4 separate regions of the Homo sapiens genome follow, and all the other regions are linked to region 2. Evidence: chromatin contacts called from ENCODE Hi-C or POLR2A ChIA-PET data. All regions are on one chromosome and are shown on one strand. Each heading gives the region's core, a stretch centred on a gene start or an enhancer-like site at or near the end of the contact. The rest is flanking DNA. Distances are from core to core; before and after follow the strand shown. Region 1 overlaps TLE3 (TLE family member 3, transcriptional corepressor). Region 2 overlaps LOC107984788 (a long non-coding RNA gene). Region 3 has its middle 150 kb from the start of TLE3. Region 4 has its middle 170 kb from the start of TLE3.

Evidence for each region. Hi-C counts contacts between places; a loop is a spot of excess contacts on that map. ChIA-PET counts read pairs that join two places held with the same protein, here RNA polymerase II (POLR2A). Pooled maps may share reads with other maps.
Region 1: a loop to region 2 is called in a map of Calu3, with 3 times the contacts of the local background. The contact joins two enhancer-like sites. A Hi-C loop is called at or near these places in 1 of 168 maps with a recorded cell type or tissue (Calu3) and 1 of 50 pooled maps. POLR2A ChIA-PET finds 5 or more read pairs at or near these places in 1 of 52 experiments (activated T-cell).
Region 3: a loop to region 2 is called in a map with no recorded cell type, with 2.4 times the contacts of the local background. The contact joins two enhancer-like sites. A Hi-C loop is called at or near these places in 3 of 37 single-sample maps with no recorded cell type and 13 of 50 pooled maps. POLR2A ChIA-PET finds 5 or more read pairs at or near these places in 2 of 52 experiments (activated CD8-positive, alpha-beta memory T cell and activated naive CD8-positive, alpha-beta T cell).
Region 4: a loop to region 2 is called in a map with no recorded cell type, with 3 times the contacts of the local background. The contact joins two enhancer-like sites. A Hi-C loop is called at or near these places in 6 of 37 single-sample maps with no recorded cell type and 12 of 50 pooled maps. POLR2A ChIA-PET finds 5 or more read pairs at or near these places in 2 of 52 experiments (activated CD8-positive, alpha-beta memory T cell and activated naive CD8-positive, alpha-beta T cell).

The regions. Positions count from the first base shown.
Region 1 is chr15:70,058,218-70,064,688 of GRCh38, forward strand. It overlaps TLE3 (TLE family member 3, transcriptional corepressor), which reads right to left. Exons shown (of 20, transcript NM_001105192.3): 8 at 6,237-6,253; 9 at 2,313-2,432; 10 at 1,193-1,243; 11 at 446-598; 12 at 1-74. Among named protein-coding and RNA genes, the nearest start is that of MIR629, 18 kb to the right of the region's middle. Within about 2 kb of position 4,519, at least 13 of the 41 ENCODE cell types and tissues checked have a DNase peak (open chromatin) inside an H3K27ac peak, as active enhancers do.
Region 2 is chr15:69,753,556-69,759,731 of GRCh38, forward strand. It overlaps LOC107984788 (a long non-coding RNA gene), which reads left to right. Exons shown (of 3, transcript XR_001751592.3): 2 at 2,601-2,651. Among named protein-coding and RNA genes, the nearest start is that of LINC00593, 79 kb to the right of the region's middle. Within about 2 kb of position 2,101, at least 6 of the 41 ENCODE cell types and tissues checked have a DNase peak (open chromatin) inside an H3K27ac peak, as active enhancers do.
Region 3 is chr15:70,244,482-70,251,479 of GRCh38, forward strand. No RefSeq gene overlaps it. Among named protein-coding and RNA genes, the nearest start is that of TLE3, 150 kb to the left of the region's middle. RefSeq lists enhancers at 1,469-1,518, 6,169-6,752. Within about 2 kb of position 1,615, at least 3 of the 41 ENCODE cell types and tissues checked have a DNase peak (open chromatin) inside an H3K27ac peak, as active enhancers do.
Region 4 is chr15:70,260,317-70,266,919 of GRCh38, forward strand. No RefSeq gene overlaps it. Among named protein-coding and RNA genes, the nearest start is that of TLE3, 170 kb to the left of the region's middle. RefSeq lists enhancers at 1-87, 2,272-2,341, 2,382-2,531, 6,332-6,603. Within about 2 kb of position 4,060, at least 6 of the 41 ENCODE cell types and tissues checked have a DNase peak (open chromatin) inside an H3K27ac peak, as active enhancers do.

The DNA.
Region 1 (6,471 bases), core at 3,269-5,768, 310 kb after region 2:
GTGCCTGGAGTTGGGGCGTCGTTCCTTGGGGTTGGTGTGTTGGACTTGAGCCCAGGGGTGGAGGATTTGTCGTTCTGAAGAGGGGAGATGCAGAACAAGGGAGGCCATGAGGCTTCCATTCTCCTAGGAGCCGGGCACAACTGGTGCCGGTCCCAACGTGAAGCCCAGAGCCAGACCCTTATGAAGCTTCTGCCGAACAGCCTCTCAATCCTTGCCCAACCTTGTTTGGCAGGGACTGGGGTGATCACTCCCATTTTACAGACGTAGCAACCGAGGCTCAGAAACGTTAACTCATTAGCACAGGCCCAGCAGGCACAGAAGGTAAACCGGGGCCAATCACCCACCCAGCTTCTCCCACTCCACCCCTCTGCCTGCCAATCGGCACCACCCCAGCTCCAGTCCCTGCCGCTCCCTTCCCACTCCCTTCCACCCAGACCCCACATACATGACCAAGGTCTTTGGTCTTGGAGGAAGGTGTGCTACTGGAAGAGGCCACCGAGGCAGGGCTGGTGGGGGCATCTTTTTTCAGGCTACGGGCCTTGTCCAGCCCATTTTCAGGAGGGGAGTGTGCCGGGCTGACCCGGGGCGTTGCGGGGTCCTGAAAACACAAGTGATGCAGAGATGCACTGAAAGCAACAGCCAGCCTCGAGGCTTCCCTGCTCTGGGAGTGGGAAGAGAGAGGGCATGGGCGATGGGAAGACGAGCTTGGCTGAAAGACTGGGGGCCCCACAGTGAGGAAAAACTAGCTCTTAACCATCTGGTCTGACTGAGGCCTAGGGAGGGTGGAAGGATGGTCTTCCCAATGTCAAACACAAGTTCAGGACTTCAATCAGCATGGCTGGGTTTGGCCAAATGTAGATGCTCTCCAGCTCCTCCTCAGGCCCCTGAGGCTGAGACCCTGGGGGGACGGAGGATCACGGGGAATAGAAGATGGCCCCTACCTGGGATCTTTGGGGGTGTCTCTCTGGAGACCCATTGCAGGAGGCCCTCCAGGCCCATAAATGCCCAGACACCATGCAGCAAAGCCCTGCCCTGCTCCTCTTGACCCCCTGAGACCCCAAGACTGGAGGCCTTGTCTCCCTGCTCAGGCTGCCAGTAATACTAGAACAGACAGAATAGATCCCACCCTGGGGAGGAATAATTCCAAACCATGCCAAACCAAGAGCCCCCTTGCGACCGGGCCTGCCCATACCTCATTGGAAACATCCACCACCAGATCATCACTCTTGTCTCCATCACTGTCCTGCAACCAAGAGAGAAGCCAACTGGTCAGTAAGAGGCCACACTTTCCCCACCCCTGACTGAGCCCAAACCACCCTGTCCTTCTACTGGCCAGGACCTGAAGCCAGGCCAAACCCCAAAGTCCATGCTTTCTACTCCAGCCCTGCCCTTCAACAGGCTCCACTCCAGCTCAACACGGTCTCCCCGTGAGGCTGTCCCCTAGCCCAGGCCCCGGGTTACTCCACTCCTGTACCCACTGGGCAGCCGCACTGACACCCGCTCCATCATAGCAGTTCTAAGCCCCTGCCCCCACAGCCTGCCCTTCTGCTTCTCTCTGAAGCCAGAACCTTCTTCCCAGCTGGTTTTACATCCACCATCCTTCACAGTCAGTGTGCTGCTCTCACCTGGTCATTCCCACCCATCTGTGTGGGATAGTAACTTGCCTCCTCTCACAGAAACACAGCTGAGTGTCCTTTGGGTGCTCAATGTGTCCAAAGCCACACAGCAGCCATGTGGCTGAAGAGGGCTGGGTGCAAGACCGCTGAGGCCCTGCACCATATCCTCCCCTTCCCTCTGTCCCAGCTCTCAGCCCTGCACAGCCTGACACAGGGGAAACACAACAGCCATGCTTCCACTAGGGTCTCACGTGCCGGGGGCATCCCATTAAAAGGCTAGTAAAAGCCATGACTGGGTGGCCAAGTGAGTGCATGCCTCAGGCCAACTGAGAGGACTATAGGGTCCACATTTTGGGGGTCACTGGGAGCAGCCCCTTAGAGCCAAGTGGGATTCCGGCAGCACCATGACAGCAGCATGGGGTTGTTGGCCTGTCTGTGGGAAGAGACCCCATGGAGGCTAGGACGACCTCCCCATCCACCTCCGCCCCACAGTGGCTCGCATGCTCATAGCGTGTGTGAACTTCACCCTAGCCCTGTTCCCACCCTGCTCTCCTCAATAGGGTCCCCTATCGCCAACCTGTGCTTCTCTGACTCACTGCCAACCACAAGAAGACCCTGGCCACAGCTTGGGCCCTGCAGACACCCCCTGCCCTACCCAACAGAAACCCCAGTGGTGCCATGGCGCCTTGGACGTACGTATCGGCTCAAGCTGTCCTTCTCCTCCGCCTTCCGCTTCTTGGCTTCCATGCTGTAGTCCGCAGAGCCCCGGTGCTTCTCACTGGCCCGGAGGCTTTCCGAGGGTGACACAGAGTTATTCTGGAAGGAAAAAGAGGGTTCGGGGTTAAAACTTTCTGCTGCGTGTAACAATTCACACATCCGCACACAGCTAAGTGCAGGTGACACGGAGGTCAGGGGAGGGAAGAGAAGCTGAACTCCTCTCTGCCCTGCAGATCGTGGCTCCATCAGAGCCTTGCCAGGGAAGCCTTCCCCACTCCCCTGAGACTGAGTCCCCGGGGAGATGCCCTGGGCGCATCCCCAATTCTCTTTTGCAGCTCTGCACTGCTATTAAATAATTAACCCTGCAGTAAGCCGTCTGCCTTCTGGCCTGTGGGACTACGCTCTGTGAGGGCGAGGGTCACCTGGGTCTCATTCACCACCCATCTCGCGCTTGCCACACTCATTTGCTCAAAGGAGGGATAAGTGGAATTTGCACTGAGTCTTGTAAGATGGATCTGAGCTGACAGGCAGGGGCCATGAGCAATACTTCATTTGCTGAGCCCGACAGGAATGGGGAGATTGATAGGGAAGGAGGGCGTCAGGCAGCCACCAACTTCCCAGTGGAGATGAGCAGCCAAGCGTTCTGTGTGAACACCCCCGCCTCCACGGTGAGGCTGTCAGCAACTCTGGAGAAACACCAGGGTTGTAAAAAAAACAAAAATGCCACGTCATGAAGCCTTTCCCTCTGACAGACAGGGAAAGGAGCAAGGGCAGGGACAGTCACTGCCTCTGTAGCCATCACCAAGTGGAGACCCCAAGAGGTTGGTGAATGTGCCCAAGCTCCCCTAGCAGAAGGTGGCACAAAGGGAACCCCAAAATTTCGTGAGTTCTCCCTCAACTATAAAGCAAATGAGGATGAGAAGCCTTTGGGATGGGAGGCCTGGGAAGAGGGAAGATGACGGAGTAGTCCTAGGGGTTGATAGTGGTCAGAAATCACCATGTGGCTGTTACCACCGAGCTGGGGAGCAGGGAGGGAAGTGCAACTGGCAAGGGCACCTGCCAGCAAACCTCTGTGCCCAGAGACTAATATCAGGACCAATGCCCCTCTATGATATTGGTGAGGTTTACTCCTTTCTAAGAGTCCAAACTTTACCTTCACCCACCCACCAATTTCCGAGCAGCTGCCCTGGGTCAGCCCTGGTGCTGCAGGCCAGGAGTGGCAGAATGAATGAGATACAATCCCTGCCCTCCAGGAGCTCATGGTCCAGCTATGATGGAGCTGGAAGAAAAGGACAGGCCATCCCAGGTCCCAGTCCCCATGCAACACAGGAGGTCATATGGAGACCCAGAGGGACATCTGTTCAGAAGAGAAGAGCATCAGAAGGCAAGTGGAATGAGGCTTCCCTTCTCTTCTCCACTTTCCCAGAGGCCAAGCGTGGCTCAGGGGCAAGGGCCACTTGGAGGGAACGGGGCTGGGCAGTATTCGGTGGGAATAGTGCGGCAACCAGCCTCAGAACTTAATTTCCTTTCCTAAGCCGGGTTCTGGGCAGCCCTACCCGGCCAAGTTTCTGCCCGAAGCAAATTAAAATGGCAGAGTTATCAAGCCTTGAAGAAAAAATGGAGGTTATAATGGAACTGCAGCTCAACCTTCCCCACAGCCGTGCAGGAGCGGTGGCGATGCGCGCACAGCCACAATTCAATTAGCTGCTGCAATCGCCGGCAGAAAAATCACCGTCATTTCATTTCATTTCCTCTGACGGTGGTGGCCACCCTGTGCTAAGCAGAAATGCTTCCAGCCCCTCGCACTGGCTGCCCCTTGCAGGCGGGCGGGCAGGGGAGGGGGCGTGCGGCTGCTCGTGTTTCTCCTCGCGACCCGGTGCTCGGCTCGGGAGAACAGCGAGCTCTTTCTTCTCATGCAGTCAGGCTGAAAACCCTCGCCGCTACCGGAGAGTCATGTCAGGCATTTAGCGGCATCGATCCAGCCCGCCTCTGGCTGGCAGGCGGCCAAAAAACTAAGTATTTTTTATTGCTTCGGCTAGGCAAGGAAATATGAATGAAGCTACCACTAATTGGACTCCAGACTAACCCCTCTGGGACAGCTTCCAGCCCGTCCCCCCATCCCCCCTCCCACTCTGACACAGCCCTGTCCTTCCTGCCGTAGGCCTCATCTGTTGACAACCTGGTTTCCAAAGCCTGATTATTTCAGTCTACACCGCCGCTGACACCGTCACCACGCCACATGCCATGCGCACAGCCTCGGCCCTGCCCACTGCTGCCTCTGCCCAGCATCTTGATTCATTCCCACTGGAGTTTCCTGAGGCCCATGTGTGCCATGCATGGACCTCAGCGAGCATGGTAAACAGCCCAGCTCTTGGGGGTTCCCAGGGGGGGTCTTTTAGCAGAAAACTTTCACAGATGGGGCACAAAGCCAGAAGCCAATAGGGATGAGGATGAGGTAAAGACTCATGCTCTTTAGAGAGTGCTGGGCTTCCCACTCCCCCTCCAATTCCACTGAAGTGGGTCCCTGCTAGCCAGGTAATCTGGATCCTCAGTCAGGTTATAAAGGGTCTTCCGAAACAAAGCTGAGAGGTTGGTCAAGCAGGAATTATTCCCATGGTATGGATAAGGAAACTGAGGCTCAGAGAGGCCAAGAGAACTACACAGGGCCTCATAAAGCTGGGACCAGACCTCAGCCTTAAAATGTCCAATCCAGGCCTCCGCCTATCTAGGCAAACTGCCTCTCCGAAAAAATGCCACTGTTAGAGGATCAGTACCGAGGCAGTGAACATGGATTTTCAGCTTCAATGACTCCTCTCTTAGGTACCTAGCCATTCCTCAGCCCAAATGTGGTCCTGGATTTCTGAGCATGTAGGCGGGTCAAGAGGCCACGGACGCCAGCCTCACTGCTAATGGGAGGTTTAAAAAGTCAGCCTGGGTAGGGGGAGGGCCAGGAAGGGAAGGAGGGCTGGATTGGAGAGAGCTGCGCAAGGAAGCTGCTGTCTAGATGGTTAGTTAACTGCCTGACCTTCCAAGTCCTACTTAACACGAGGTAATAACCAAAGCCATCCTAACAGATTAGATGGCCCCAGATACAAGGACAGCGATGAGGAATAAAATAGCTTTGCTAATCGCTGGAGGATTTTTTTTATCCAGACTCCACTGCGCTTATTCAGAAGGCTTATTCACTTGAAACAGAACCTCGGAGCCTCAGTGTGATCAGAAAGATTTACAACAAATCTCAGAGCTGGCAGACACGCAGGCGGCCTGGCCTTAATGCTCGCCTGCTAGCACTTTCTTAAATCGAGTGAAAGCCCAGAGCAGGGAGAAACTGCAGGCGTTTGAAGGGAATGAGGAGGATGCAAGATCATACAGGAGGCATCCTAGCAGGGGGGTGGTAAAAACCTTGGCCCTGAACATGGGACACCTGGGTCCTTAGCCCTGGGTTTAGCCCAGAGACTCCACAAAGCCCCTCGCAATGGAAGATCCAGGGCTGGTCAGCTGACCTCTCAGAGTATCACCTCTCATATGAAACGGAGTTAGAGCTCATTTAGCCCAAGCTCTTCATTTGACAAATGGCAGACCTAAAGCCTGGAGAGAGGAAGGGCTTCCACAACTGAAGGTCACTCTCAACAGGTGACGACAGCAGCTCCCATTTTATGACAGTAGCTACCCCTCACCCTGCCACTGGCTCTGGACTAAGACATCAGCACTGAAGCTCCCAGCTCAGCAAGAGTAAACAAACAACAAAATCCCTAGTTACAACCCACAGAGCAGAAGCGGGAACCCAGAAGCCAGCTTTGGATACCGACTGACTGGTCTCAGGCCCGCGATTCTGGGAGCCCCGAGTCCCACCTCCTCCCAGCACCCAAACACCCCTCCGGGTTCCAGAGTGCCAACACTTACCGCACTGGATTCTCTCTCTTTGGGGAAAGAAGGCCAGGACAGGAGGAAGGTCAGGCACCCCAAAACAAAAAGACAAAAAAGAAAGGAAAAAGGTCAGTCTAAGTCCAGCTGGCTTTTGTGATTTGCTAGTGCACTGGTTTTAAAATGAGCAGAAGGCCTGGATTGCTGTCTCCGTGGATCAGCCAAGGCAGGGCCATTAGGTGGCGTTTCTCGGTTTGGAAATTTGCCACCCAAA
Region 2 (6,176 bases), core at 851-3,350:
CAGCCAAACTATTAATTGAGTGTGAGCTTCTCAGCAGCAACACTGAAAACTACAAGCAAAGAAGCAGTATCTTTAAAATTCTGAAGAAAAGTGACTTGTGAAATAGAATTTATGCCCAGCCAAATAGCAACCCACAAGAGCGCTAAAGAATTTTTTAAATGACAGTCCCCCCACATTTTCCTTGCATTCTCCTTGTCTCAGGATGCTGCTGGAGGGACTGTTCTGCTAAAATGAGGCGGTCAACCAAGAAAGAGGAAGACATAGAATCTGCAAAGCAGATGACCTGGTGGAGGAAAAACTGAAGGGATATTAGGATTGTGTGGAGAGATGCTAGGTTTGCAGCAGGGCCCAGGCACAGAGCACCATCTCTTCCTGTCAACAAGGCCCCACTGTACTGTCGCTGGTGCTGTGGATCCCCTGAAAGCAGACTGACTCTCATTCCAGCCCCATCTGTCTTCCCCAGCTACCTCACCCACTGCAGCTCCAAGGCCAGTCTCCTTGCACACCCTCCACAGGGCACATGGAGACTTCTGGAGTCCTCCATGCATCACAGGAATTGAGGAAGACTCTGGCATTCTGTCATCTGCTGTGTTGGTTTAAATGCCCCAGCCCAGTTGCCTCATCTTTTAAAAAGGATAATAATTAGCACCAATGTCACAAGGCCAATGTGAGAGTTTATATTTGCAAAGCACTTAGAATGACATCTGTCACATAGTAATGCAATATCGGTATTTGTTAAAATACATTATGTAATGATGTGAAGGTGAAATAGTAGTAGGCTAGAAATGTGTCACTTTAAACTTTAAAAGCTATGGCAAGTTCATCATCTCCCATTGGTCATGTATACCTAGACACTCCCAAATGGACCTTCCTAAAAGCACTTCAACTTGTGATGCCAGTGCAAGTCTGGCCACATTGATTCCTGCTGAACATAGGTTAGTGATTCCTCCTTGCTCTGTGGAAGAGGTCAGGGTTCTATTCTCAGGCCACTAGGATCTGCTCTGCTGTCCCCTCCAGAGTCACCTTGAACCAACCCTTCCTTCCCACTTGTCCTCCAGCTCTGGAAACTTTCTTCAGCATCCTTTCATAAACTGTGCTCCCTCTTGCTTCAAGACCTTCACCCAAGCTATTCCTTGTGTCTGCGTGGCTCCTCCTGCCACTATCTTCTCCTTCCTTTAGCCAGCTCCTGCTCACCCCTTGAATCTTGTCTGGGTTATCATTTTTTGCAAAGAAGTCTTCCCCAGACCCAAAAGAGATGATAAATCCCGTGATGCATTCTCATCCATGTTACGTTTAATTCTTACATTCAGCATGACCTGCAATTGTTTGGGTCATCCATCCATCCATCCATCCATCCAACAAATGCTTATTGAATGTCTATTGTATGCCAGGTACTTTTCTTGGCCTTAACCATATAGCAGTGAACCAAACAGACAGAACCCCCTTGCCCTGGTCTCTAGCAGTTATTTGATGTATATGTGTTACAAAGCAATCTCAAAACAGATATACCCAATTTGGGGCCCAGCTCTATCACTTCTGTTTCATAAACAATAGAATTTCTTTTCTCGTGTCCACTCTGTGCTGGGCTCCTGCAGTACAGACATAAAAGAGATAATTACCACACGTTTGTCTTTGAGAAAGTTACTTAATGCCTCTGATCCTAATTTCCTATATGAAAATTTTCTCTGCCACCTTTGAGGGGCCATGAGGATTAAATTACTGGACAGTTCTCTCTGTTCATGTAAAAGGGCTGTCGCATATGCAGTTGAACAGCAGAAGCCTCTTAAACAACCTGAGATCAACCATCAAAAACACAAGAGCAAGACTCCTAAGCAGTTCTTTGCTTACCACTATATTCCTAGTGTCTAACAGGTACCTGGAGGAAAGCAGTCTTTAATATATTATTTGTTAAGAAATAAGCCAATGAAATACTGCTACCTTCCCTAGAAAGATGATGGATTGAAGGCACAATCCTACTCCTATGAAACTCATGAAGATCTCCTCGAGCAATGGCAGGAAACAGAGCTGCTGACTAGCAGTTTCGCGGGAGGTTAAAAGAAGAGAAGCCCCACCCAGGCGGAAGGTCGCTGCGGTTTCTTTGGTGAATGATCCGTGCCCCAGCTCTCCCATTTAGACCCTAGTTAATCTGGCTACCCTTGTAACCAGGCCAGCCCTCTAGAATAACAGAGCCTGAAGTGAGGAGGTGGGAGGAACATTCATGAGTGGGTAACCCTGTGACTAATCCAGAGAAACAGTTTCAAGACTGGTGGTTCACCCCAGCCTTGTTTGTGTCTAATTTCCCCAGGGGCAAATCAGCCCCTTCATTTCACTCTGAGGTTTAGGGTTTCCCCTAGAGCTCTTGGTGAGACTCAGCCAGGATGTTTTGCATAAGTGTGGGAAGTCTTGGAGGTGGAAGTAGGAAATGGGGTGGAGAGTAAAGGTGAGACTGGATGGGGGGCACTCTGTCCATCCCCACTTCTGAAAAGCTTTGGCATAATTCAAATCAATTGTTTCTTCCCAGGCTATTTTGCAGAAGAATTAACACCAAAGGAGACAGAAGAATTGAGCCTTTTAAAACAAGTTTTTGTTTTTTTTTCCAGGAGAAAGGTGGGGAGAAAAATAAGAGCTGGAAAACACATGGCCCTAAACAGGTGAGAAGTAATAGGCCCTATCTTTTGTATCTGGGCCAGCCATAATTCTTGACAAATAGTGTGCATTTCACAAATGTTCATCAGTGAGTTGAAAGAACATGGGCTCTCAAAGCAGATCCACCTGGTTTGGGGCCTGGCTCTATCACTTCTGTTTCATAAACGGTGGCCTTTTTTTCCATGTGTCCACTCTGTGCTGGGCTCCTGCAGTACAGACACGAAGGAGGTAATTACTGCACATTTGTCTCTGAGAAAGTCACTCAAGGCCTCTGATCCTCATTTTTCCTATATGAAAATCTTCTCTGCCTCCCTTAAAGGGCCATGAGGATTACGCTGGACAGTGCTCTGTCCGTGACAAAGGGCTGTGGCATCTGCGTGCAGTTAAACAGCAGAAGCCCTCTTGAGCAACCTGCAATGGACCAGCTTGCTAGATTAATGTAGACTCTCCACACTACTCAGCTAGCACTGTGCCCATGCCTGGGATACACTAAACCCTTGAAGCTAGCAGCTCCAACTGAAGCTTCTCTCCAGTTTTCCTGGGCACATATGTTTCCATTGGTTGAGCTGTGTGTGCTTACTGAGGGCTATTTGTATTTCTTCTCAACCTGTACCTGTTACTCTGATTAAATAATGCAATCCATCATTTCATAATGCAATGAAATATGAGTGCAAAAACGTAGAGTTGTTTCTTTGCAAGCTAAAGTGAGTGCTTTGGAGAGAATCAATGCATGCTATAACGGAACAACCTCCTGGTGAATTCAGTGTAAGTGCGATAACTATAAAGGTTAGAGGAAAAAACAACAAAATAGAGTCTTTGGCATTCAGTTTTATATTCTCTTTCACTTTAAAGAAACAGAGACTACATATTGTTGGTGCTACCTCGTGGGCGTGATTTATCTGGGGAAGAATTCCAAACAGCCAACCCAGAGAATCCCCCATTTTCTATGACTGTCTTGGGAAAGTGGGTCTGACAAAGCTGAATCTCATCAGATTCAAGAGGGGGTGTTCGGTGGCTTTAATGCTTCTCCGTAAAGTGGATGGGAGAGTGTCAGGGCTAACTCAAGCCACAAAGGGTTCTGAGAACCTCAGAGCTGGGAAGGGCTTCATGTTCACTGGGCCCAGGCATCCCCTGGGGTGGGCACCTCCACCGCAGTCCCACTGCCAGGTGGCTGCCCAGGCTCCTGACTGATGCCCCAGTGACTCAACACCACTGAGACCTGGTTCGGTTTGAGTCGTATTCTGGTAAGCGTGCCTGACTCACTCTGCTCTCCCTTCTCTGTGCTCCTTGATGTACCCTCCTTTACCCCCAGGTGAAAAAGCTCCATTAACTTTGTCACAGCAGGTCCAGAAAGAAGCTAACACTGTAATATGAATTAGCTTAATATATTCTCAAGGTACCTATTTTCCCAGCAGGACAAGGCCTGCTTATCCTTTCAGATAATTCTTCATTCTTTCCTAGGGCCTTCCCATCTCTCCTAGCCCCAAGATCCAGGTCCTTCATCCAAAAGACCTACCCTAGGCCCCATTTCTGCACATTTCCGGCAAGATTCTGCCTGATCACTGCCTCAAGTTGATAGGACAAAATATTGTACCTGGGATCAATAAAAATTCTAATTCTAGCACTTTTTTTTTTTTTTTTTGAGACGGAGTTTTGCTCTTGTTGCCCAGGTTGGAGTGCGATGGCGTGATCTCGGCTCACTGCAACCTCCGCCTCCTGGGTTCAAGTGATTCTCCTGCCTCAGCCTCCCAAGTAGCTGGGATTATAGGCAGCTGCCAACATGCCTAGCTAATTTTTGTATTTTCAGTAGAGATGGGGTTTCACCATGTTGGTCAGGCTGGTCTCGAACTCCTGACCTCAGGTGATCTGCCTGCCTTGGCCTCCCAAAGTGCTGAGATTACAGACATGAGCCACTGTTCCCGGTCTAATTCTAGCACTTTCTAACTCTTAGACCTTGGCTTACATAATTAATGTTTCTAAAAGCTGTGATTTTTTTCATTTGCATAATGGAAATTGAAATAGCTCATTGTGATGGTTCTTCATTCAACATGTTTTTAAAGTCCCTACGAGGTGCTCAAGCACTCTGCTGCTGTGATACTGTGGGTACATGACTGGGAAAGCCAGAGGCCATCTGATACAGCCACAGGAATGAAGCTTTGCTGGTTGATAGATGGGATAATGCAGGGGTTGGCAAACTTTTTCTGTAAAGCGCCAGATAGTAAATATTTTAGGCTTTATTCTGCCATAGTAGTGCAAAAGCAGCCATAAACAATATATAAACAAATGGGTGTGGCTCTGTGCCAATAAAACTTCACAAAAAACAAGCAGCAGGCTTTGGCTTGTAGGAAGTAGTTTGCCTACTGCTGGGCTAAAGGTTAATGTTTGTGGATTGAGGGTCAGTTCCAGATCACTCCAAGAAGGTGGCTTCAGATGATGAACATGTGGACTTAGGCTGGCATGCTGGGAGTTCTTCAGGAGGGCCTCCAAATGCATCATTCCTCTTGCTTATGCAGAGCTGGACGGGTTAGATCTCAAGCTGGCTTAATTAACTTTCCAGGCCTTCTTCCTTAATGGCAAAGTACAAATTCAGTAGCATTCAGTGGCCCCTTATAACAGACACAGTAAGTATGACAAAGATACAACCCAGCCTACACTACTGGGATGACAGGGAAAAGTCATCCCAGCAGGGTTTAACTAGTGGTTTCCCAAACTTGAACACTCATTGAATCACTCAGGATGCTTGTTAAAAATACAGATTCCTGGACCCCTACTTTAGAATGATTATTTCAAGCTATAGAGATGACCTGGGGATTCTGGACCATTAGCATGTGGACCAGATGATTTTAAAGGAGGGAAACTCAGAGTTAGGCCCCTTTTAGCTGTGACATACAGTGGTTATCAAAAGAGTAAAGGAAGCCTGTCTGCCCTTGCTGGGCTGTGGTGGGACAGAGAATGGTGGTGGTGGGGATCGTTATCTTGTCTGCAAAGACGTGGCAGGATGTGGTTGACCTGAACTTCCTGTGAATCAAGGAACCAGAGAACAGGGGGGAGAGATTCACAGCCCGGCAGTAGGCTCAGCCCACATGCCTAGAGTGTGCTCAGTGGGTACTGGGAAATGAGAGCCTGGCCCCACCTCTTCTCCGTGACCTTGGGCAGGTCACTTCACCTCTCAGAGTGTCAGTTTCCTCATGGATACAAAGGAGATGATGATAGGTCATTTTCAAGGACACCATGAAGAATAAATAAGGTATCATTTATAAAACCTCTGTCTCCTTGATTAGTGGTAGAAAATTCTCTTTCAGTGGAATCAGTGTCCACCTCAAAACATCCAAGGGCCAAGAGTTAGGAGACCTCCTTCATGGGCGGGGTTTTACCAATGACTCAATGCTCCATCTTGGAGTAAGTGAGATCATGTTGCTGGGCCTCACTTCACTTGACTGTAGAATGGGACGTTATGCACCTGCGGTTCCCTGTTTCCTTTTCAAGGATTCTCTTGAAGGTTGGATGAGACTATGGAATGAGAAGTGTCC
Region 3 (6,998 bases), core at 365-2,864, 490 kb after region 2:
TGGAGATCTGGCCAGGCCAGAGTGGGCTCCCCCAAGCCACCTGCCAGGGCAGGAGCTGTTGGAAGCCATTTCTCTTCTATACCGTCCCAGCCATACTCTCCAGCTCAGAATAGACCCAGTCCTCCACTGTTACAGCCTAGAGATTCCACCCCCTTTGGGTTGGTCACTCTGGGCCACTCCTGCAGAGAATGAGAGAAATTAGCTGAGAAATAAAATCGCAATTCGTATTGCAAAGAAGGGATTAATTTCTTTATTGTATAAAGATCTCCTACCCAGCAACAAGAACAAACCAATAACTCAATTTAAAAAATGGGCAAAATATAGGAAGACCGTTTCAAAAGAATATATAAGTGGCTCTTAAATAGATGAAAAGTTACTCAGCCTTACTCATAAAAGAAATGCAAATTAAAACTTCAATAAAAGACCCTCTTTTAGGCCGAGTGTGGTGGCTCACGCCTGTAACCCCAGCACTTTGGGAGGCCAAGGCAGGCAGATCTCTATTAAAAATACAAAAATTAGCTGCGTGCAGTGGCATGTGCCTGTAGTCCCAGCTACTCCAGACACTGAGGCAGGAGAATCATGTGAGCCTGGGAGGCAAAGATTGCAGTGAGCTGAGGTCGTGCCATTGCACTCCAGCCGGGGCAATGGGAGAGAAACCCTGTCTCAAAAAAAAAAAAAAAAGACCCTTTTTGAACCATTATATCAAAAAGATCAAAAGTATGGCACACTCTGCTGCTGAGGGTGCAAGGACAGGTGCCAGAGTGTGGGGCTGGCAGGAAGAGGAATCAGCGTGTCTGGGAGAGCCACTGGGAGCCCCTGCCAAACCACACCTGCTCTTCCCTCTGACCGGCACAGCCAACCCTAGGATTTCATCATGCGGATACACAGGGGACGTGTGTGCTCCTCATTCACTGTGGCATTATTTATCAAAGCAAAAGATTGTCAATCTCCAAATGTTAATCAATAGGGGACTGATTAAATAAACAATGATGTCCGTACAATGGGACTCTACACAACTGTTAAGCAGAACCAACATACAGATGACATTAGCTACGTCACATGGAATGGAGGACCTCCCAACTGTGCCTCTTCAACCCACAGAATTATACGAAATACATATTAGTATTGATTTAAACCACTGAAGAAAGGAGAATGGACCCTGTATGTTTCTATAAGGAGAGGGTTCCAAGGTATATTGACATGCTACCATTTGTGTAAAAAGAGGAAAAGAATGAACACACACATGTTTGCATTTGGGTTTCTAAATGCATATACAAACATATATGGCTTTAAAGAAACTGGTAGGAGTGGAGGCCTCCAAGGAGGAGACTTGGGGGCAGAGGAACTTGATAGTGAAGAACAGGGGAGGGGAGGAGGCTTGATTTTCACTTTTTTTTTTTTTTTGCAATATGCCTGTATTTCCTATTCTAAAGATATACATACTTACACTAATTAATGAATCAAATGATCTCTTGGCAGAGATACTGAGAGTAAGACAGAGACATACCAGGGTGTGAACCCCAGGCTGCAGCCCTCTCTTTGTGTTGTCATGGGGTCAAGGGACATGCCCTTGAGCTGAGGGTCAAGGCCTGGGAAAGTTCCCACCCAGCCCCAGGGCCCAGCCCTCACAGGGTGGTGACTCATGGGCACCCGGGAAGTTTCGGTTCCTGTGGTTTTTGCTCTGTTCCAGTGGCCTCCTCTGCTGGGACACATCACTCTCCTGGCTGCTGGGATTCTAGCAGCCCACTGGGCCTGCTGCGTCCCTATCTCTGGGTATCTTTAGATGCTGTCTCTGGCCTGTCCTAGGAGGGACTCAGACCTTTAGAATGCCAAAGCAGAGGGTCCCCAGCCCTCTCAAGTGCTATCCTCAATGTCTGGCCCATCACAACCCTGCAGCCCCTGCCACGAACACTGACCTCAAGGGGTCACAGCTGCGGTGGCTTTGCTCAGAGCAGCCCCTGCCAATCTTAAAGTGGATGCTAGAAGGGAAGGCCAAGTGAGAATCCTGGGCGAGCCATTTCCTGTCTTTCTGTGGGTGTTGGAGCAGGACGGCGGGCGGCGTGGCCGGCTTGGGGGTGGAATCCTTGCCCTTCTCCGCCTCCTTTGCCAGGTGCAGGATGGATGCTGAGAGTCTATTTTGCAGATGAGGCAACTGAGCCCATTGCGTTCTGCCTGTTAGGTGTGGTGCAGGTGCCTGGGCAGATGTGTACTCCCGAGCCAGCTCCTCAGCCGCATGACCTTAGGTGAGTCACATCGCTACTCTGGGCCTCAGTTTTCTCATCTGCAAAGTGGGAACAATAATATTTTGTTTTTGACTTGCTGGCCACAAAGGCCCTGGATGAAAGGTAACTTCATGTGGTTGACTGCTCTGAGCTCCCTCCTCCTGAACCTCTAATGTGCCCGCTTCCTAGGGAATGCAAGCTTCCAGAGGGCCAAGCTTTTGCCCAAGTAGTTGCAGCAGGGGCCTGGAGCAGTCAGACCTACTGGGGAAGCAGGTGAGGGGGTTAGTTCCTGGGCACCAGGGTGACATTGCTCAGGGATCATAAAATTCACGTCCTCACCCACGTCCTTCCTCTTTATTTTGACTCAGAGCCAATCCTTGCTTGCTCTTCACTGAGACCAGCCTTCATCTGCAGAGGTCTCTGGGAGGGAGAAAGGTGCTAAGGAGCTAGGCTTCCCTCTGGGAGGCCCATCTGAATAAAAATAACCAACTTGCCTCACCATCAGGTCTCGTTCAAGTACCTTCTGGGTGCTTTACAGAGGTTAGCTGATTTTCTCTTCTCAGCCAAATGATGGGGAGAAATGCCCCATTTCATAGATCAGGAAGCTGAGGCACAGAGAGGTTTATAGCTTGACGTCACCCAGCTAGAAAAGAAGGAGCTGGCATTTGAAATCAGGCAGCCTGGCTCAGAGTGGAGAGGAGACAGAGGTGAAGTCAGCCAGGAGGTGGAGACACCAAGAAGAGCAGGGGAAGGCCCTGGGCAGGGAGGTGAGGAAGCCCCAGGTGAGTGCCATTGCTAGCACCCGTACTTGGGGTCCCCAACCAACTCATTTCTCTATGCCAGCCAGATGGGGGAGGTGAGTAGAGGAGAGGACGCTGTCTTGTCCGTTCAGGGCTTCCTCCTTATTAAAGCCTGTCAGATTTTCCCCGGAACCTCACAAGGAGGAAAGCAGGGGTTTCCACCAGCAGCCTCGGGTCTGCTCGCCACACAGGGTTTTAGAAGTCAGAGGAATGAGGCTAGGTTGGGTTTAGTCTCCATACCAGGTTGCCTCATGCCCACAGTCCTGTGTGCAGGCCTGTGCTGTGTCCCATGTCACACCCCTGGGCCTGCCAGTATTCGTGTTCCTGCCCCTCTGTGTAAATGTCAGGTCTCCTGGGTTATAGTGAAGAAGTCAGTGAAATGCACAAGGAGGACCTGTTGAGAGCCAGGCCTTTCACCCTCCTCTGTTTACAGGTGAGGAAACTGGGGCTCAGGGAGAAGTCACTTGCCCAGGGCACCTGGTTTGAGGGAGGAAAGCCCAGATCTGGGATTTGGGCCCTGAAGACAAATCCTTGCTTTTCTCTCTGTGAGAGGCGAGAGGGGCTGAACCCAGCCATGCTCGACATAACCTTGAGCCTCAGCCCACCTCCCACTGCCCACCCCCAACACTGGGGGCCTGGGAAAGGAAACTTTTCCACCAGGTACCCACATCACTTTTTCCGTTCTCATTTGCATAGGCCCTCTCTGTGCCGAGGCCACTTCACACGGGGTCACTGCGGGGTGGCCTCTGGTGGGCTGCATGTAGCTGGCTGCGTTGCTGCTGAAAGGCAGACCACAAAAGCCACACCAGGGGGTCCCGAGGAGGGGCTGCAGTGTCACATGGTGGCCTTGGCCTCTGCAGCCTGCAGCATGAGGCGGGGGAGCTGGGGAAGGTTTGAAGGGAACCTCTGCCTCTCCTCAGCCCCACTTTCTACAGAATAACAGAACAGTCACAGAGGCAGGAAGGAGTTCCTTTGTCCACACATCACCTGCCTAAGAGCCTTTGTCCTCCTCCTCACTGCCTCCATGGCCAGTCTAAGTTTAGCTGTGGTTTCTAGACCTTTCATGACCTGTATCACCCTTTGATCTTTTAGGCCAAGCTGGTTTCTCCATCCTTCCTCTCTCATTCCCGCATTTCTATCTCTGTTCCAACCACTGGTGCTTCCTGGAATTCCTGTCCCTTCCTCCCTTCCTCTGCTCAAGAAAACACTTCCAGGTTTCCTTTAAATCAAACAGAAGCTCCGCCTTCCCTGAGGCTTTGCTTCAGTGGCAGCCCCAACCCTCTTCACCCACCAAGCCCTTCCCCAGACTCCGCCCACACATAAGGTTTCTGCCTGCTTGGGGGCAGAGCTGCTGGAAGCGGGTTTGGAGAGGCTTCAGGAGGGTGTGAGGGGGAGGCCACCCAGGACAGAGCAGGTTCAGGCTGAAAACCCTAACCACACAGTCCCAGAGAGGGTAGAGGCAAGTTACAGTCACAGTGAGAGGGAGGAAGGTGGGCTCCTGACGAGGAAGATTGTAAGACCCATCTCTTGGCAGGTGCTTTTCTTAGATCCTAAAGTGGTTCCTGTGCCTGGGCTGGCCAAGGTACAGCCCTGCCCGGGTCAGAGAAATCATTTCAATGGCCTTTAAACTCTTTCAGTGATTGGTTTGCTATTGAAATAAGGACGATTACAATTTATAGTTTTAGACTCAGTTTTAAGATACAAGTTAGGTGGGCGCGGTGGCTCATGCCTGTAATCTCAGCACTTTGGGAGGCCGAGGCAGGCAGATCACGAGGTCAGGAGATTGAGACCACCCTGGCTAATATGGTGAAACCCCGTCTCTACTAAAAATACAAAAATTAGCCGGGCATGGTGGCACGCACCTGTAGTCCCAGCTACTCAGGAGGCTGAGGCAGGGGAATCGCTTGAACCCGGGAGGCAGAGGTTCCAGTGAGCCGAGATCGCACCACTGCACTCCAGCCTGGGTGACAGAGTGAGACTCCATCTCAAAAAAAAAAAAAAAAAGCAAGTTAATCCTCCCAACAGCTCATGAGGCCTAACAGATGTGGTGCCCATTCTTCCCTCGTAGGGATGGGAAGCTCAGTCTCATCTGGTGGGCAGCTCCCTAGGGCCCCCAGTTGACTACAGCATCTGGTTTCCAGTTTGGGTCCTTGCCTGCCCCTCCAAGACTCTGCCTGTTAGACATCTCCTCACCTTTAGAGCCTGAACTTTGTGGAAGATGGTGGCCCGGAAGCAGACTGGCCTCCGCTGAACTTCCTGCTCCTCCACTCAGACCAGCTGCGTGACTGTCAGCAGGCCCTTTAACCTCTCTGGGTTTCTGATGGTTGACCCGGAAATGGATGTAGTGGAACTCATCCTGAAGGGTGGTTATAAAGATTACACTGGTGAGGAGACTCCCTCTGCACACTCTGGCACCTGGCAGTGCTCCATCAATACTACCTGTTCATACACCCTCTGTGAAAGCACACTTCCTTGCCGTGACAAGTCCTGGCCCCTTCTCGGAGGCCAAATGCATCCTGTCGTGGGCATGCATGCACGATAATAGCCCCCCTTCTGTGTGTGGGCTTGTAACTAATTGTTTTTGTGTGCTGGATCTTCCACGGCTCCCTTGGGAAGTTGGTGCAGTGGGATTATTTTCTGCGTTTCACAAATAAGAAGACAGAGAGGCTTGGGAATGGGATCAAGTAACTCAGCAAGGGAGGGTCAACCAGGACTGGATCCAGAGCTGACAGCCCCCAGCTCGTGGTGGATTTTCCTGCCATACTTTCCTGTTCCTCATTCACGCCTTCATTTGAAGCCTTTCCAAAACCTGAAACAAAATTCCCCCAAACTTCTCAAAAACCAGGCCAAATGGACCGTCGCGCCCCTGCCTGGGCTGGTCCGAGTCAATGCTGACACTGCACATGCTTGTTTAAGGCCTCGTGCCTCCCTGGTAGCATCTTCCCGCTCACAGGCACCAACATGGCAGTTGCCATCTGTCCAGGTCTCACGCGCAATCCAGGGTGGCCGCTAACTCTGTCTTCCAAAGCACAGCGTTTCTTCTCTCGGAGCCTCTGGTCCCTGTTCTAGAAGGCCTCCTAGGTCTCACCCGGCTCTGCTCCTCCATGGTACCCAGCGTGGGAGGTGGCCGTGTTGTCACAAGGGAGGAGCTTCATCATTTCCACAGCCCGCAGGCCTCCCCCGAGAGGGGACTGCACTGAAGCCAACTTGCTTGCAGCCCCGGGGGAAGCCACTTTCCTCTCAGTAGGACCCAGGTGGCCAGGACGAGCCTCTAATCAGAGAAGCCCCCTGAGGACTCCCTGCCAGCATCCCCTGCCTCTTCTCAAGGAGGCAGGCAAGGGAGAGGGATGGAGAGCTGCGTCAGCGCAGGCACAGAAACACACCCTCCCCAGCCCAAGTTCAAGGGCTGCCCTCTGTCTGAACTGTTTCTAGCAGATGAGAGAGAATCAGGCCCAGCCGTGGCCAGACGGTCGTCTTATTTTCCAGAAGCCTTTGGAAGCAGGGACTGTAACCGCCTGCTCCTCTCTAACTTGCCCCAGGAGAGATAATGGGATACTGCTGCCCAGACCTCCCTCAGGCTGGCCCCCACAGCCTCCTGCCCTGCTAGGAAAATAAATCACCCTAATCAAGTCCCAGGAGTCCTGCATAGGCCGGGGGCTGTGGAGAGGCTTCTGGGCCTGCTTCTGGTGACAGTGGCAAAGCTGCACCCCCCTGGCCTCGGCTCCCTCAGCTTCTCTTCCTCAGTGTACCATGTACCTGGTGTTTGAAAAGTATCTGATTCTTTTAGAAGCACATTCATGAAGTCGACAATGTAATTCTGTCACTGGCTCAATCATTCACTGATTTAGCATAGGTGGAGAAGAGGGTTGGGGGAGCTAGGCCTGGCACCGGCCCTCAGGGAGCGTGACACCATTGGATGGTTCTGGCATCAGCTGACTGAGTGAGCGATGGCGGCTCAGAGTCCGACTGTGGGTCA
Region 4 (6,603 bases), core at 2,810-5,309, 510 kb after region 2:
ACCCACACAGCTCCCTCTAGTCTCCAGGGTAGAGAGTTTATGTGCATATGTGCGTGAGCGTGCAGACACACACAGGCACATATGTGCACACTCAGACAATGGACTGCGTGAAGGGTCTTCACCCTCTGTCTTCCACAAGGCCTGCTGTCCCCTCTGCTGGCCTAGACACTGACCACACTCATTCTGCTGCTGCAGTCCAGAGAGTCCTGTTCTCAGGTCCTAGGGGCTTTCACAGCCAGGCCACAACATCAGCAAAGGAGAACATTCCAGAAGTCTGGTGCGGCAGCCCTAGGGTTGGAGTTTCATGGGTTGGAAGGTTTGGTTCTAGCACAGGAGAGGGAACCAGACACTGTGAGGGAAGGAGATTAGGAAGGACCCAAGCAAGGGGAGGGAGGAGAGAGTGGGAACGAGAAAGAGAGAGAGGAGACAGAGAGAGATGTCAGGCAGGCAGAGCGTGCAAAGGAGCAGTGGGGCAGGAGGCTGGGAGAGAGGGTGACGAGATGGCAAGGGTGAGGCAGGGTGCACCACAGCGCAGTCCTGGGGCCACACCCCTCCCCAAATGTAGCCTGGTGTTCGCAGCCCGGGCCTGGCCAGAGCCTTTCCAGCTGAAAGGTGAGAAAGGGAAAGGGGACCCAATGAAGGCACCCCTGCAGTGGGTCTCTGGGCTCTGTCCTTGAATGTCACTGGTGCTAATGGTGATCCACACCTCCAACCACCTGCACAGGGCGGGAGCCTCCCAGCCCCTCCAGGGCTTTGTAAACACTGCCCCAAGCACTTGTGTGTGTGTTGTCTGTGAGGCTGTGTGCACTTGGATTTGAGGGTGTGTGTGCTTGTATGAGTGTGTCCAGGGGTGATGGTGTGACCATATGTATTTGTATGTTTGAGTGTGGATACGTATGAGTGTGTGTGGCTGCCCTGAGTCCACGTGACCTCACTGAAGCTTATTTTGCTGTAAAGGCAGTTGGGCTGCTGGGTTGGGGCTGGGCCTAGGGACAGTGGGGCTGGAGGGACAGGGAGAGGCACAGTCCTCTCCTTCTCCCAAACCGTGTAGAGAATGAGTGTGGAGCTTTCCCCAAATGAGACACCAGGAAGGAGACACCTCTACAGCGACAAGGGTACTGAGGGAAGGGAGGGCAGGGACAGGGGCTTCAATCCCAAACTTGCCATGGTTCCCTAACCATCTCCTCATGGTGAACAAGTCTTCATCCAAACATGTGGTGCCCCAACCCATTCTTCTCAACCCCTCTTCTGTCCTCCCCATCTCGGTACCTGATGCCACCTCTCCAGTCCCCTGGACTAGGAGGGGGACAGCTGCTATGGGGCCTTTCCCTGGCATCCAGGCCCCATTCCCATTCCTCTGTGGTCTGTGTGGATCAATACCGGAGCATATGTGACTATTTAAATTTCAATTTAGGGTTAAATAATATTAAAAATCCAATTCCTCAATAGCACTAGCCACATTTTGAGTCCTCAATAGCCACACATGGCTGGTGGCTACTGGCCTGGGCAGTGCAGGTCTGGAACATTCCCATTATGGCAGGAAGTCCTATGGGGCATACTTGGGCTCACACACCTCTGGACCTTGGCTCATGCTGATATAACCACCAGGACTCCCGCCTCCCTTTGCCCACCTATAGAAGCCCTTCTCCAGGCTCAGCTCAGGCACCACCTTCCCTGGGAAAGCTTCCCGGTGCCACCAGGCTGGAATGCTCCACATCCACCTTCCTGCTCTGCTCTGGGCCTCCTTCTCACCTCTAGGCCATCAGCTCCTCCAAGACAGTGGCTGAGTCTTATTGATGTATTTTTCTTTGTACACACACCTTTCTTCTTTCTAGCCATCCCATCTCTCTCCTTGCCCACCCACTCTTGTTTTCTCTCCCCATCCCCTCGGTTTTTCTCTCACAACCTCTTGGTCTGTCTTGCAGGCTCCTGCATTTCCTCTCACTGTTTCTCTCTTCCCCTGTCTCCCCTCCCTCTCCCCCTGCTTTGCTGGAAAGATGTTAATTGCACCTGCAATTACCTAATTGCCATGGCAATTAGCCAGTTGCACTCTATTTTGAAGGTGCAAATGGAAAATTGCAGGCATAAGGGGTAATTTTTGGGCACAAAACTGTGCCCAGAGAACTTTGGCCTTGGCCCCGGGGGCCCAGGGGAGACTGGAGAGCTGGAGAGAGCCAGGTCTGGGGTGTGAAGCTCTTCTCCCAGGTGGGGTGGGACTTGGGGGTGGGGAATTCCCCTATAAGCAATTCACATCATCTCTAATGCAGAGCAAGACCAACCTGCCAGCTCTAATTATAGTGATTTTCATATTATCACTAGTGCTGATGAGAACTCATCATCAATACTCAGCAAGGTCATTCAAGGTGCTGAGAGAGGGTGGGAGCCCGACCTCCAAACTTTCCAGGCTGGTGTGGAGGGCTGGGTCACAAGCCTACCCCAGAAGGCCACTTCCGGGGTGCAGGACGGAGCCCCAGAGCAACAATCAGGCTGCCTGGCACTTGCTGGCTGTGAGCACCTGGTGAGCAGTGGTGCAAAGAGGCCTGAAAAGTAAATGCGCTGAATTTCATGGGTGAAGTCCAAGGCTTAGCCCCTTTCAATCCCCTTCCTCTAGGAGTCAGCACTGCCAGGGGAGAAAGGAAGCAGGATGTCCACTTCTGTCAGGAGACATGTGACTCCAAGAGTAGCCCCTCCACATGACCAGCGCCTGGCCAGCTGCCTGCTTTGGGAGCAAGTGGTTGTGAGCCTGGACAGTGGGTGTCTGGGGCCTTGGGCTTGGGTGGGGCTTGTGAGCAGTGACAAGAGATGACCCCCAGGGGTGCCCTTGTCCAGAAGCCTGCACTGGAGGTCAGAACCTGGGATCTAGCTTGGATAGGGGAGAGGGCTCTGGGATACAGGAGAGGCCATCTGGGGGTAGGAGATGGGGGCTCCTAGGGGACTGGCATCGATGTTGCATTGACAAGGCCAGGACTCCATTTCTATATGGACTGTGTGTGTTTAGGGCAGCCTTGGGGATGCTGATGGGGAGTTGGGGGAGGTGGTGGCTGGCATTGCTTATAGTCCTTGTCTCCTTAGGAAACCTGAGACAAGGAAGTCCCCAAACGATAACTGAATCCTACCATGTGCCCAGCATTGGGCTAGGTGCTTCTGGCAATACAGAGGCGACCAATCAGTGGACGTTATCCTCACTGGCTAGACACTGGCTCCCTACTAGACAGGGAGTGTAGAGGGGTGTGTACAAGCAGACAAAGAAGGTTTGCGACAAGTGCAGGGACAATCTAGCTCAGCATTCATCTACACACTGGGGAGTTTACAAATGCTATTGAATGAAGAAATGAACCAATTAATTAATGAATGGTTGAACAAGATGCTGCCTCTCACTTGAGGAGGCTGGGTTTGAGGTCCTGGGCATTTCTCACAGACTTGAAGTCCATGCTGATGCACCCCGCTTCTCCCTGCCTTTTCTGGAAACGTCCTCCAGCCTCATCTCTCCTCCCAGCCCTCCAGGGAACCCCTGCCTGTGGGATACAGCTTTCAGCCTGCGTTGCTCTGGCCCAGAGATTTTTGGAGCTTTACCTCTTGGGCCCTTGCTTTCCTGCTGAGAGGAAAGGATGTACTTTTTTTTTTTTTTTTTGTCCTAGTACGTTGTCAAACTGGCTTTTAAAATCCCAAAGCTCCAAGGCTCTAAGCAGTGAAGCTGCGGTACAAGTGACCCCTCAATCCTCCTCTGCCATGCATGGGAGTGGCTTGCGGGGGAGCTCAGAGCTGGAGTGAGGAAGATTGACTGCAGGGCTGGGGGCAGCCAGCAGCCCCGCCTTCCAGCCTACTCCACTCCTGCTACCCGCTTCCAGCACTGGCCTCCACACAGACATCCAACTAAACACAATACTGTCCAAGGCCTCAAGTACAAGTTAATTAATTCACCAGAGGGAAGGCAGGCTATAAATAACTGATGGGAGCAGAGGGGGCAGCTGGGGCAGGTTTATTCACCAGCGGTTTCGCAGTCTCTGCTCTGGCAATACAGGTTAATGAGCACAGGCCTCCTTGCCGACATAATAGCGACTAAAAATAAAAAAAGAGGAACGAGTCACCCTCCCTGGTGAATCAGACGCCTCCAATTGTAGTTTCCATGCTGATACTGTAATTTTCCTGTTCCTCTTGCTCCTCCAGGGGCTGATGGAAACGGAACCCCCCCACCGCCCCCACCCGAAACCCCGCCGCAAAGGAGGCAGATCCCTTTCTGGTTTGTTTCCCTTCCTTTCAGGAAAGAGAGAGATGGTGGGTAGGCGGGAGGGAGGGCGACTGAAATCCAAGCCCAGACCCCAGGACATGTCAAAGTTGCAGACCCAACTCTGTCTCCTGTGACTAAATGCATGTCATTGCCCTGGTCTATTCCCTCCCTCTAGATTTGTCAGATGAAGAAACTGAGGCACAGGGAGGAAAAGCAACTTGCCAAGAGTCTCCCAGGAGTGTCCCAGGAGTGCAGGAGCCAGGCCCAGCACTCCCCAGCCAGTGCTGTCATCTCTGTTCTGTTCACTCCTCCTATCCTGGCCACGAACCTACACTCCTAGGTCCTCCCCAACGCCGGCTCCTGCCCCACCCTCACTCCACCCCACGCTCCACCCTGACCTCTCCAAGGGACCTATAGGTTGGAAATCCTCCAATTCCCAGCCCTCCTCTGGCCACTTGAGCTGCATATGCAGGTTGCCAGAAGGTTCTTGTTACAGGCCTTTGACCTGGAGGTCCCCTTGACCCACCTGGCTGAGGATAGGTGTGTGGAGCTTCCCAGGCACACGCTCCAACCTTTGGAGGAGTCAGCCAGCCTATACAACGCCTTCGTGTGAATTAGAAAAGGCTCCTCCTCTGGGCAGACACAGCCCATACCAGGGCTTGACCAGTGGGCCTAGGGTGGGTTTCAGGTCCCACTTGACCCAGCCCCCACCAGGTGCCTTTGAGCAGTGCACACACTGGACAACCTTCTCCAACAGGCCTGCCTGCCTCTGTCTTCCTGGAGGCCAGCCAAGCCCCCAAAAGTGTTCCAAGAGAGTAGAACTTTCATGAAAACTAAATGAGTCTCCCCACCTTTGTCCTCACCCCCGACCTCAGCCCCCTCTCCCCAGTGTATATTATGAAAGGAAGAAGACAGACAGGAACTGAATTGCCCATGGGGACCACAGCAGCCCTTTCCTGGAGGGAGCAGGGGGCTTGGGGACCCAGCACCTAGGGGGCTAAGAAGCGCACCACGGGAGGTGGATACAGAAACAGCTAAAGCCAGAGGGCAGCGCCAAGCCAGACTCCAGTTGGCTGACCCCGAGGCCCAGCCCTGCCCCCTGCACATGGGGATGCTTTTGTCCCACTAGGGCTCGTGCCTTAGTGACTGTCACCTGTTGGAGGAGAGAGGCCTCATTCTGGAGAATGGAGAAGGAAGATGGGCAGGAGGAGGGTTGCTCCACCTGCTGGGGGATGCAGTGACACCCTCTGGCAATTCTCTGGGTGCTCCATGACCAGCCACTGAGGACGATGACCATCTGGCCACCGGTTCAGCCACATCATCATTCTGTGACAATTTGCATGGCAGATGTCAAGCCCAGATGAAAGGCCAGTCTGTCTTCTATATTCCTCCTCTCTTCTCGCTCGCTGAAAACTCCCTGCAGAGGAAACTGGCTCTACCTTGGACCACGGGGCCCACGGACCTGTGGAGAAATTATTTTCTGTGGCTTTTCTCCACAGCTCCTTCCTCCAGCCTGCCCAAGCCTATGCGCAGTGAACCCAGGCACTCTCCTTACTCCCCACACCGTCAGCTTCCTGACTCCCTCACCGGCTCTCATCCCCCCACCACCCCCTGCTCCCCCACAAGGTTAACACTGCAGCTCTGGCGTCTTCCTCCCAGGCAGCAGCCTTCTCAGGGCTTCCTTGCTTCCCCTCTCCATCTCTGCCAGTGTCACCAGCACCGTGAGGCCAAGGGGCACCAGGTGAAGGCCCTTACATCTTCTTGTCCTCTCCAGGATGTGAGGCGGGGGCAGGAGAAGGAGAGGAGAGTGAGGGGTGAATTGAGAAAGGCAGAAGGCAACAGTGGTATAGCTGGAGGCCCACCATGACCTTCCACACAGGCCCAGCCGCCCAGACTCAGCACCCTCCACAGCACGACTCCAGAGGCCCTCGGGTCCTGCCACCCAACCTGTGGACTGACGGCTGCGCCCACGCCCGCCTTCCGCCCTCCTCCCTGTCTCCACCGCAGCAGTTTCCCTAACCCTCAGAGACCGCTCCTTCCATCAGCCCCTATCTGCTGCATCCCCAAGCTCCCTCCCTCTCTCGTGGCTCCTGGCCAACAGTGTTGCCACAAGTTCAGCCTCTTCTGGAAAGCATCCCTTTCTTGGCTTCCTGACCCCTTCCCGCTGTGGTCCCACCCCCGCTTTTCTTTCACAGCCAAACCTCTCACCTGGGGGCATCTACACAAGTGTTTCCCACTTCCTCACCTCCCACCTCCCTCAGTCTGGCTGCGGCCCCCTCCAGGCCGCTGAGGCTGGCCTCTGACAGCTGCCTCTGACCTCCTTGTTGCCAAATCTAGCGGACGCCCTTCCTCCCCCATCGCACGTGGGCTATGGA